2 separate regions of the Homo sapiens genome follow, and region 2 is linked to region 1. A link is a contact called in ENCODE Hi-C or POLR2A ChIA-PET data. All regions are on one chromosome and are shown on one strand. The core of a region is the stretch at or near the end of the contact, and the rest is flanking DNA. Distances in the headings are between cores, read along the strand shown.

What was found. A loop is a pair of places that touch in the nucleus more often than their neighbours do. ChIA-PET counts read pairs that join two places held with the same protein, here RNA polymerase II (POLR2A). Pooled maps may share reads with other maps.
Region 2: POLR2A ChIA-PET joins it to region 1 with 14 read pairs in activated T-cell. The contact joins the enhancer-like site here to the promoter of SNORC in region 1. A Hi-C loop is called at or near these places in 4 of 50 pooled maps. POLR2A ChIA-PET finds 5 or more read pairs at or near these places in 5 of 52 experiments (A673, HepG2, activated T-cell and 1 more).

The regions. Positions count from the first base shown.
Region 1 is chr2:232,868,031-232,872,584 of GRCh38, forward strand. SNORC (secondary ossification center associated regulator of chondrocyte maturation) reads left to right here and starts at 2,234. Exons shown (of 3, transcript NM_001394206.1): 1 at 2,234-2,384. The coding sequence starts at 2,312. RefSeq lists an enhancer at 4,164-4,554.
Region 2 is chr2:233,074,269-233,078,822 of GRCh38, forward strand. The region is part of intron 1 of INPP5D (inositol polyphosphate-5-phosphatase D); the gene reads left to right. Among named protein-coding and RNA genes, the nearest start is that of INPP5D, 16 kb to the left of the region's middle. Within about 2 kb of position 2,588, at least 11 of the 41 ENCODE cell types and tissues checked have a DNase peak (open chromatin) inside an H3K27ac peak, as active enhancers do.

The DNA of each region.
Region 1 (4,554 bases), core at 984-3,483:
CATTATAGTAAATACAGATTTCTGCTCACCTGTTCATTTTTGTATATCAAGTAATACATTAGTAGACTGGCTGGCTGTTTTATTCCTAGGGATCAAAACATTCTGATGGGTCATTTCATCTTTTTTTTTTTTTTTTTTGAGATGCATCCTCCACCTCCCAAGCTCAAGCAATTCTTGTGCCTCAGCCTTCCAAGTAGCTGGGACTACAGGTGTGCACCACCATGCCTGGCTAATTTTCATATTTTTATTGGAGATGGGTTTTCGCCATGTTGGTCAGGCTGGTCTTGAACTCCTGACCTCAAGTGATCCGCCTGCCCCAGCCTCCCAAAGTGCTGGGATTACAGGCGGGAGCCACCGCACCTGGCCAGGTCATTTCATCTTCACCATCCATGGCAGGGTTGGCGTCCACCCGGCCTCTGCTGCCGCTTGGCCTCTGCTACTTTAGAATCACATTATTTCCTCTGAAATCAGTGATCCCATCATCAACTCTGGCCTACAAAAAACAGCCACAACCTATCTTTTTAAAGTTGCCGGTCTTCACTAATGCATCTCGCAGTGTCTTGGTGAATAGTGTGTACTATGGGACCTACTGAGAACTTAGTGTGGTCGCCAAAGATAAATCCACCCCAACATTCCTTTCTTACTAAGCCATTGGTATCCCCTTCTTCATTAAGTTAGGCTTCTCAATCTCATAGCATCCAGGCTTTTACTGAGCCTAGGTTTTGGTCAGCCAGCCAAACAGAGCTGCTCCTAGATGCTTAGGTTGAAACATTAAATTCAGACTTCACTAAGCACACCCCTGTCTAGAATGTGGCCGGATCTAATGTCATACTCACATCTTGCCTATTTAGTCTGACACCTTAGAATTCATTCCCACACCATGTTTCTATTAATATAAATTAGCAAAATTCGTATCTTACTAACTTGATACTAATTTATTGCTAGCATAAATTAACAGTAGTTTTTAGTTTGTGCTTATTTCCTCCTAAGTCAGACTTTGTGCTTGCTCTCCCTAGGAATGCTGATACCTGATTCTAGTTATGGATATGGAGGCAAGGAGAAGTTGTTAGGGTAGGTACAAGGTAATTTCATATAAATACGCATGCTAAAAAGAAATTTGAAGTGATGGGGGGATTGAGGGGCTGACTTATCAAGCTGAGGCTTGAATGGAAGGGGTGGCCACATAATCACCACAGGACTGCCTTCTGGGAGGAGAGGGGAACATGCAAAGGCCTGAGGCAGGATCTGGGGGTTTGTTGGGGGAGCCTAGTCACGGCCAGTGGACTGAAACATAGAGCTCGTGGGTGGGAAGCTGAGCAGGGCCGAGGCAAGCCCTTAGCGCGGTGGGAAACCATCAAGGTGTGAAGTAGGGGGCGCTGACAGAACTCTGAGGGCTCAGACGTGGGAAGTGAGGGAAAGAGACACCTTTGATGACTTCATTGTGTGGCTAGAACATCTGGGAGCGGGGAACTGGGATTCCACTGACTGAGTGAGGGAAGGGGCAGTAGAGTCAAGGTTTGCTTTGGACACTGTAAGTTGTAGCCGCTCGTGAGATACCCTGCGGGGCTGTTGAGAAGCAGTGGGCAGTGGGGCTAAGTTCTGAGCCAGGCCCAGCCTGGAAATGGATGTCATAAGTGCACAGGGGTCTAGGGAGGCAGAGAGCGAAAGAGGAAACAGGAGCGTTTTAGGAAAGACTAGAGCTGCCTGAGGGTTTGGATCAAAACTGCTTTAAAAGTCCTTCTTCAACAAGCACTGAGCACCTACTCCGGGCCAGGCATGGAGAACCCAGAGGTGAGCAGAGTCCGTCCTGCACTCAGTGCTGCCTGCTTCAGGCCAAATTTCCCCAAGCCCAGGCCACAGGCACTAACATGCAGATTCCCTGGGCTACCCAAGCCCCACTGAAACACAGTGGCCAGAGGCAGCAGCATGTTTCAAGTTCCCTGGGTGATTCTTTTGCACAAGAAAGCTTGAAAACCTTTCATTTTCAGTGGTCCAGGAGTAAATGTGGGAGGTGTGTGTGTGTTGCGGGGTGGAGAAAGAGAGAGAGCACAGGCAATTTCCTCTTTCCCTCTCCAAGAGCGGGGCTGCTCCCAGGTTCAGGAAAGCAGGTCTGTTCTGTGAGCTCTTGTGTGTGTGTGTTGGTGGGGGGAGCGGGGGGGTGGGGAGGTGCGGGCACGATGTCCCAGGAGGACAGAGTTTGCATTGATGAAAACCCTTCCCAGCCCTTTGATGCCTCTTTCTCACTGCCCTGAAGTTAACCAGCGCAGTCCTCCGTGCGTCCCGCCCGCCGCTGCCCTCACTCCCGGCCAGGATGGCATCCTGTCTGGCCCTGCGCATGGCGCTGCTGCTGGTCTCCGGGGTTCTGGCCCCTGCGGTGCTCACAGGTAAGAGGTGAAGGCCCTTGTCTCAGCCACCACTAGCCTCCCAGGGCCGATAACTACCTTGGGGCCAGATTCTTCAACGTTCACTGGGGAGGAAGCCCTCTCACAGGAGATGGGATGACTATTTGGGGTGATTCTGCGAAGAGCTCTTGTGAGGCCGGCTGGCAGCAGCTGTGTGGGATGGACGTCTCAGGAAATTGTTAGCAGGAGGGATAATGGCCTCTGGAGAAGGAGGACAACTTGGGGGGCAGGCCCAGGGATGTTTTGCTGTTGAGGGGGACATGGGTATTGCTCTAGCACTTTAAAATCTGAAGTCTCCCAGGTCTGGGAGGCAGCTGGGGCACCAGGCACAGGACAAGCAGCTGAGGGGCCAGAGGAGTGCAGAGCCTTGCTGATTACTTTGAAAAGCTTCCCTGCTGGTTTCTGCGACGTCCTTAGAGAATGAGGACCCAGGTACTGTCCCCATCTGGGAAAAGGCTCCAGAGAGGGAGAGAATACAAGGCCCAAGATCCCTCTGCAAAACGGTGTGGACCTCTGGACTGAGATCAGAGTGGCGGAGTCTGGGGTCCCACGAGAGGGAGGCCTCTGGCAGGCTCCCAAGGGCCCTGTGGAGAGGGGAAGACTGGCCCAGGCTGGCTTCAGAGCCTGAGAGACAAAGGGCGCAGACGGGTTACAGGTGGTCTTTGCTCCTTTTGGCCGGGAGTTGGACCAAAGGGCAGCTGGCTTCTGTGTCACAGTAGCGGGGTTCAGGGACCCTGCAGCCTGGGTCTTCTGGAGGGCGCCCGTGGATCTGTGAGAAAGGTGGACCGCAGTCATGAGAGCATGGCCTGGGGAGAGCTTCTGGGGGACGACAGGCCTGGGGAGGCCCCCTCGGCCACACCCTGGGAGGTCTGGGTGACAGCGAGGAGCACCGGAGACTATTGGCTTCTCCCTGGACGCCCAGGAAGAAGCTTGAGGCCAGGGTGTGCTCAGTCTTGACCGGGCGGTTTCTTAACCTCTCTGTGCCTTCTCGTCATCTGTAGGATGGTGACACAGCCACGCTCTGCCTCACTTGCAGGGGTCTGTGAGGCCTCGTGAGTTCAGACGTGCGGAGCTTTTGGGATGGGCCCCACATCCAGTTAGCGCGAATGTGGATTCTGTGGTCCGAGCCCCTCCCTGGCACAGGGTGGTCTCAACAGAACTCTACTTCCTCCCGCAAGCTGGGAGGGCGCCAGCCTCCCTTGTGGTGGAAGAGGCGCCAGCCTAGGCGAGCCATGCGGTGTTCCCAGGATGGGGGGAAGGGACTTAAAGGGGAAGGTGGCATCTTCCATGGCTTGGATCCTGGGGCTGTGATCTTTGCAGCCCCCTCACTGGGAAGAAGCTGCTTCTCCAGCCTGGTGGTCCGTGTGGGCCGAAGGGGAGGCCCTGGCTCCTGCCTGCTGGGCCTGGGCTGCCTGTGGCTCCTGCCCAGGTTCCTACTCCTGTGTGGCTGACCCTCCTGGCCCAGGCTGCCGGCCAGAGTTCCCAGGCCAGACTGTCCCTAATCATTGTAGGCGGGTGGGCTTCCTCTGCCACCACAGGATGCCTTGGGGACAGCCAGGACCTCACCTGGCCTCACTGCCCCACTTCCCTCCATGTGTCCTACCAAGAGTAGGCAGGCCCCCCGCAGGGGCCAGACCAGGCCTTCCCAACCCCGGAGTCTCTGGGGTTCTGGCTGTTGTTCTTGCGAGAGCGTTTGACCCCACCCCTGGGCTGGGAGCTCTGGACAGGTGTGTACACGGCCCTGGGCTCTGTGGGCTGGGGTCCTGTAGCAGACAGGAAGGGAAGGAGCGGCCTTGTGGGCTGAGGCCCAGGCCCCATCTGAGGCACAGGCCCTCCCTGTTGGGGGCCTGTGGCCTCAGCTACTGAGGTGGGAGCAGGCCGGGCTGAGCGGGCAGGAGGCCAGGGCAGGGATGAAAAGGCCCTTCATGGCCCACACAAAGGCTGTCTGTGAGCAGAGGCGCCTGGCCTCAGGGCCCTGTGGTCAGAACACACTTATTTACCAAAAGGCAGGGCGGCTGGGGCCAGTGGGGCTGGGAGAGAGCCCGTGGTGCCCAGGCTTGTGGCAGTGCCACCAGCCCCTGCTTCCCTGGGTCAGAGCGCGTAGCCACACCACATGGCTAATTCTGGTCAGTGGAGTCTGGGCCTCATTACC
Region 2 (4,554 bases), core at 1,338-3,837, 210 kb after region 1:
GGGTTGAGAGGGGGCGCCTCATACCTGGGTCTTGTCTTTGAGTAGCTGTCAGACGAGGAATAGCCCGCTGGACCCTCAAGCTGTTGTGGGGGTGCTCAGCCAGCTCCCAATAATACTCGGCCAGCCTCACCTCCATCTCTCACCTCCTGGCCAGCTGAGCCACCTGTTAATGCTTTCTCCCTTCTGGAGGGGTCCATGTTAGCAAGAAATGGCCTCTTTTCATTCATCAACTTTAGCTTTCTCTCTGGCTGTGATTCTTCAAGGTTTGGAGTGGCGAATGGTGAACAGTTTGTTTCCCAAGGTTGCCACACATTTTCTTGTCCTTCTACATTGGTGCAAATAGTTTTTTTTGTGTTTTTTTTTTGAACGCAGGGTTTCCAGCCCCCGTTCTCCTACCCCATCTTGTCCAGAAATCTGCAGAAACACAAGTCTTAAGAAAATGCAAAAACACAGACAAAAACATTAGAAATTAGAAATGATACGTAACAAGAGTCACAAAAGGATTTAAAAGCAATTACAGGAGCAGATCAGCAAAGCAAGATAGGAACACAAAGAGGTTCTTGAATTTTATAGTTGGATTCTCTGTCTCTCTGTGGGTCTGTCCATGGTGAAGATGTTCCTGGGTCTGGCTGTCAGTGTTCATTTGGCTAGGAATGGCCACACAGAAATGCTAAGATTTATCTGAAAGAATCAAACACGATGATGTTTCTTCCTACTTCCACGGGCTTGTCCTCCCATATTAGAGTAGAACTTCTCGTACTACATCAGGGTTGACCTGGTCCAGAAATGCTCTTCTACTGAGAAGCACCTTCCTGCCTCTTCTTTGCCTCCACACTCAGCACAGGGTGGGCACCTGTCATCACCCAGCACCTGTGGGAGTCACATGGGAAATTTGCTGTAAGCCCCCCTTCATTTGGGAATGGAACAAATCTCATTTGTTAGCAGAAGGAAGTACTGTTGGGCCCAGTGCTATCCTAACCCAGATCTCCAATGGGAATAATCCTGATCTGATTACTCTGAAAGGTCATCCAGTCACTGGGAGGAGTCTCAGCTGAGAGCCAGTGTTAGCGTAACAAGGTGTTACCAAATCACCACAAAGAGCTGGGGAAGGGCTGGGCGGGACCCACTGCCCCTAAAGAGCAGTGAGCATGTTTTCCAGGTTATGTTCCAGGGCAGCAATTGCCAAACACTATTTAGTTGTAGAATCTTTGCTTTAAACATTTTGCATGCAAGATATTGTGTGTGTGTGTGTGCATGTGTACATACACACATGCATGCATGCATGTTACATGTATACACATGTATGCATATGTTGTGTGTGCACATGTATATGTGTGTGTGTGTGTGTGTATATAGGACCAGAGTGAAGTACAAACTGCTGGTGGGGTGGCAGGCCAAGTGAGCACCTTCCTCCACCGCTTGGCAGAGCCTCCACACCCGTGGAATACAGTTTGGTACTACTGCTCACCCAACGACTTGTGTGTGGCGGGGCTGATGGGGTGTGTGTGGGGTGGTGCTGTATGTTTTCCCTTGAAGGTTGAAACTGATTCAGCCCTGGGGGTCAGAATGTCCAGCCCTGTGCATTGGCTATGCAGGGTCATTAACATCTGCTGAGATGTTACTGTCTAAGGGGGAAGTATCTTCTTCCTGTTATACTAGCTTTTGAATTCTGATCTGTTTTGGTAACATGGAGCTGTTTCTTTGTTTCAGTGTTTCTAGAACATCTTTGAAAAAGCCATAAAGGTTTGTCTGCCACACTTGATTGAACCAAAAAGCCTTTCCTGTTCTGTGCGCCTGCCTCTGACTCTCCCTTCGTGATTATGTTCTTTCTCTCTGTCTACAGGCTGATGTTTGGGCTGGCTGGAGCTCTTCCACAAGTCAGCTGCCCTCAGCCAAATAAGAGGCTGTTCTCACCCCTCACCTCATTTGCATACCTACAGGAGGAAGTGCCAAGGGAAGAGAGCATTGAAAAATAAGAGCACAGCAGAGTTGAGCTATCTCCACATTTGTCTGGCAGGCTCTGCAAAGGGGATTGAGGCCAGTGGTTCTCTGTGTCCCAGAGGTGTCCCTGGGAGATGTAGTGTCACTGGACTAGAGATTCATCCTTGCTATCTCTGATGCAAGACGATTGTATCAATTCAGGCTCTGGAGGTAGGACAGGGAGCAGAAGGATGGGGACTAAAGCCATGGAAGAAAGACAGAAAAATCACCTTTTCTATGTGAAGTGAAGAGACATGTGGAAGTGAAATTACTCAAAATTCTTTTTAAGTACCCATGATGCAAAAGCCATAAAATAAAATATTGTAAAATTAGCCACATAAAATTGTAAAACATCTACACAGCTTTAAAAACAACCTGTTAAAAATAACTCCAAAATATATTGTAGCATATATCAGAGTCTTATTCATAACTAAGCAAAAAATGATACCAAAATAAGCGAGTCAAAGACACAAAAGGGAATTCACAGAAAAAGAAATACAGATAACTAAACATGGGAACATGCTGAAGGACTTTTCTCATAAAGAAAGGCAAATTAAAGCAAGTTATCATTCTCACCTCTCAGATTTGCAAAGATTAAAAGGTCTGATAACAGCCAGTTGGCAGGGTGTGGGGAAATAGACACATTCATATCCGGTTAGTAGGAGAAAAAAAAGGCCACAACTTCATTGGAAGACAGTTGGTACAGTTGGTAGTCTCTATCAAAATAGCAAATCTCCAGGTCATTTAGCCAGCTGTCACCTTCTAGTGATTTACCTACAATCACTAATAAACGTCAACACGTGTACAGCACATGGTGAAACATGATGAAAATAGTAATAAACCATCTCTCACTTGGCTTGAGAAGACCTCTATGATCTTTTTTGGTGAAAAAAACAAATTTCAGAAAACGGTATACATAGTATGATATTATTGGCATCTAAAAAGATATGCATATATAATCTTGTGGGTATGTTTAAAATTTCTGAACTTACTTACAAACAGGAATAGGAAATCTAAGAAGAGGGGCTCATGGGAGTGGGGAAGGAGATGTTTATTTTTTATTTTATATCTTTCTGTATGGATTTCATTTTTTAAAGTTAGTATATATTTTAAAAAATCTAGTTAAACAGGGTCAAGTGCAGTGGCTCATGCCTGTAATCCCAGCACTTTGGGAGGCCGAGGTGGGTGGATCACCTGAGGTCAGGAGTCGAGACCAGCCTGACCAATATGGAGAAACCCCATCTCTACTAAAAATACAAAATTAGCTGGGTGTGGTGGCACATGCCTGTAATCCCAGCTACTTGAGAGGCTGAGGCAGGATAATTGCTTGAACCTGGGAGGCAGAGTTTGCGGTGAGCCAAGATTGCGTGCCATTGCACTCCAGCCTGGGCAACAAGAGCAAAACTCTGTCTCAAAAAAAAAAAAAAAAAAAAAAAAACTCTCTCTACTAAAAATACAAAAATTAGCCAAGTGTGATGGCAGGAGCTTGTAATCCCAGTTACTTGAGAGGCTGAGGCAGGAGAATTGCTTGAACCTGGGAGGCAGAGGTTGCAGTGAGCCGAGATCGTGCCACTGCACTCCAGCCTGAGTGACAGAGTGAGACTCCGTCTCAAAAAAAAAAAAAAAAAATCTAGTTAAACAAAACATACCAATAACATATGTAAATGCTCAGTGGAGTGCCTGTACCTGAGGGGGTGAGTGTGTGGAGCTTCTACACTGAGGCACTGGCTTCATTACAGAGGCTGGTCCTGTCTACAGGGCTCTACGGGCCAGGTGAGCCTTCCGGGCTCAGGAGAATCTTAAGTAGCAAAATGGGGCAAGATTATGGTGGGTGAGAACAGACCAGCAGCTTTAAGTAAGAGCCTAAGATCCAAATAGCTTTCCCTCGATCTCCTGACAGCCTTCTGGCCTCAGCAGCCGATGGATTCCATGGGTGTTAGCTGCTGCCAGGGTTTCAGCAGGCTGAGGGCCACCGCAGTGTGCCCCTCTCCCAAGGTGCTAGCACTTGACAGCCCCCTTTTCCTCTCACAGGTTTTAGGAAAGTGAAAAGTACCTTCTCCTCCTCACATTAGAGATGACTGTGCCAAAGGAAGGTAGAGCTTCTAGAAAGAGAAGAGAATCTGGGATTCCTAGGACCTTCTTGTTAGAAACAACCCCAAGACTTGCTCTCCAGCTGCTGGGGCAAATCCAGGTCTCGGCAAGGCTGGTGGCCAACCCCTGGGAGATAATCCACGGGGCATAGTGTCCAAGAGGATGAAGCCATTTGGGGGTGGCAGGGAGCTCAGCGGGAACGAGGTGCTGAGTGATCCCTGCCCCTGACAGGTGGCCCCTCTGTGGCTGGGCCTGGCTTTCCATTCACCATGGGCCGCTCTGCTTGGGCCCACTGGAGTCGTGTTTCTTCTTCAAACACCCCCTCTTTTTTGTTGTTTTTTTGTTTTGTTTTGTTTTGTTTTGAGACGGAGTCTCACTCTGTCGCCAGGCTGGAGTGAAGTGGCACATTCTCGGCTCACTGCAACCTCCGCCTCCTGGGTTCAAGTGATTCTTTTGCCTCAGCCTCCCAAGTAGCTGGGACTA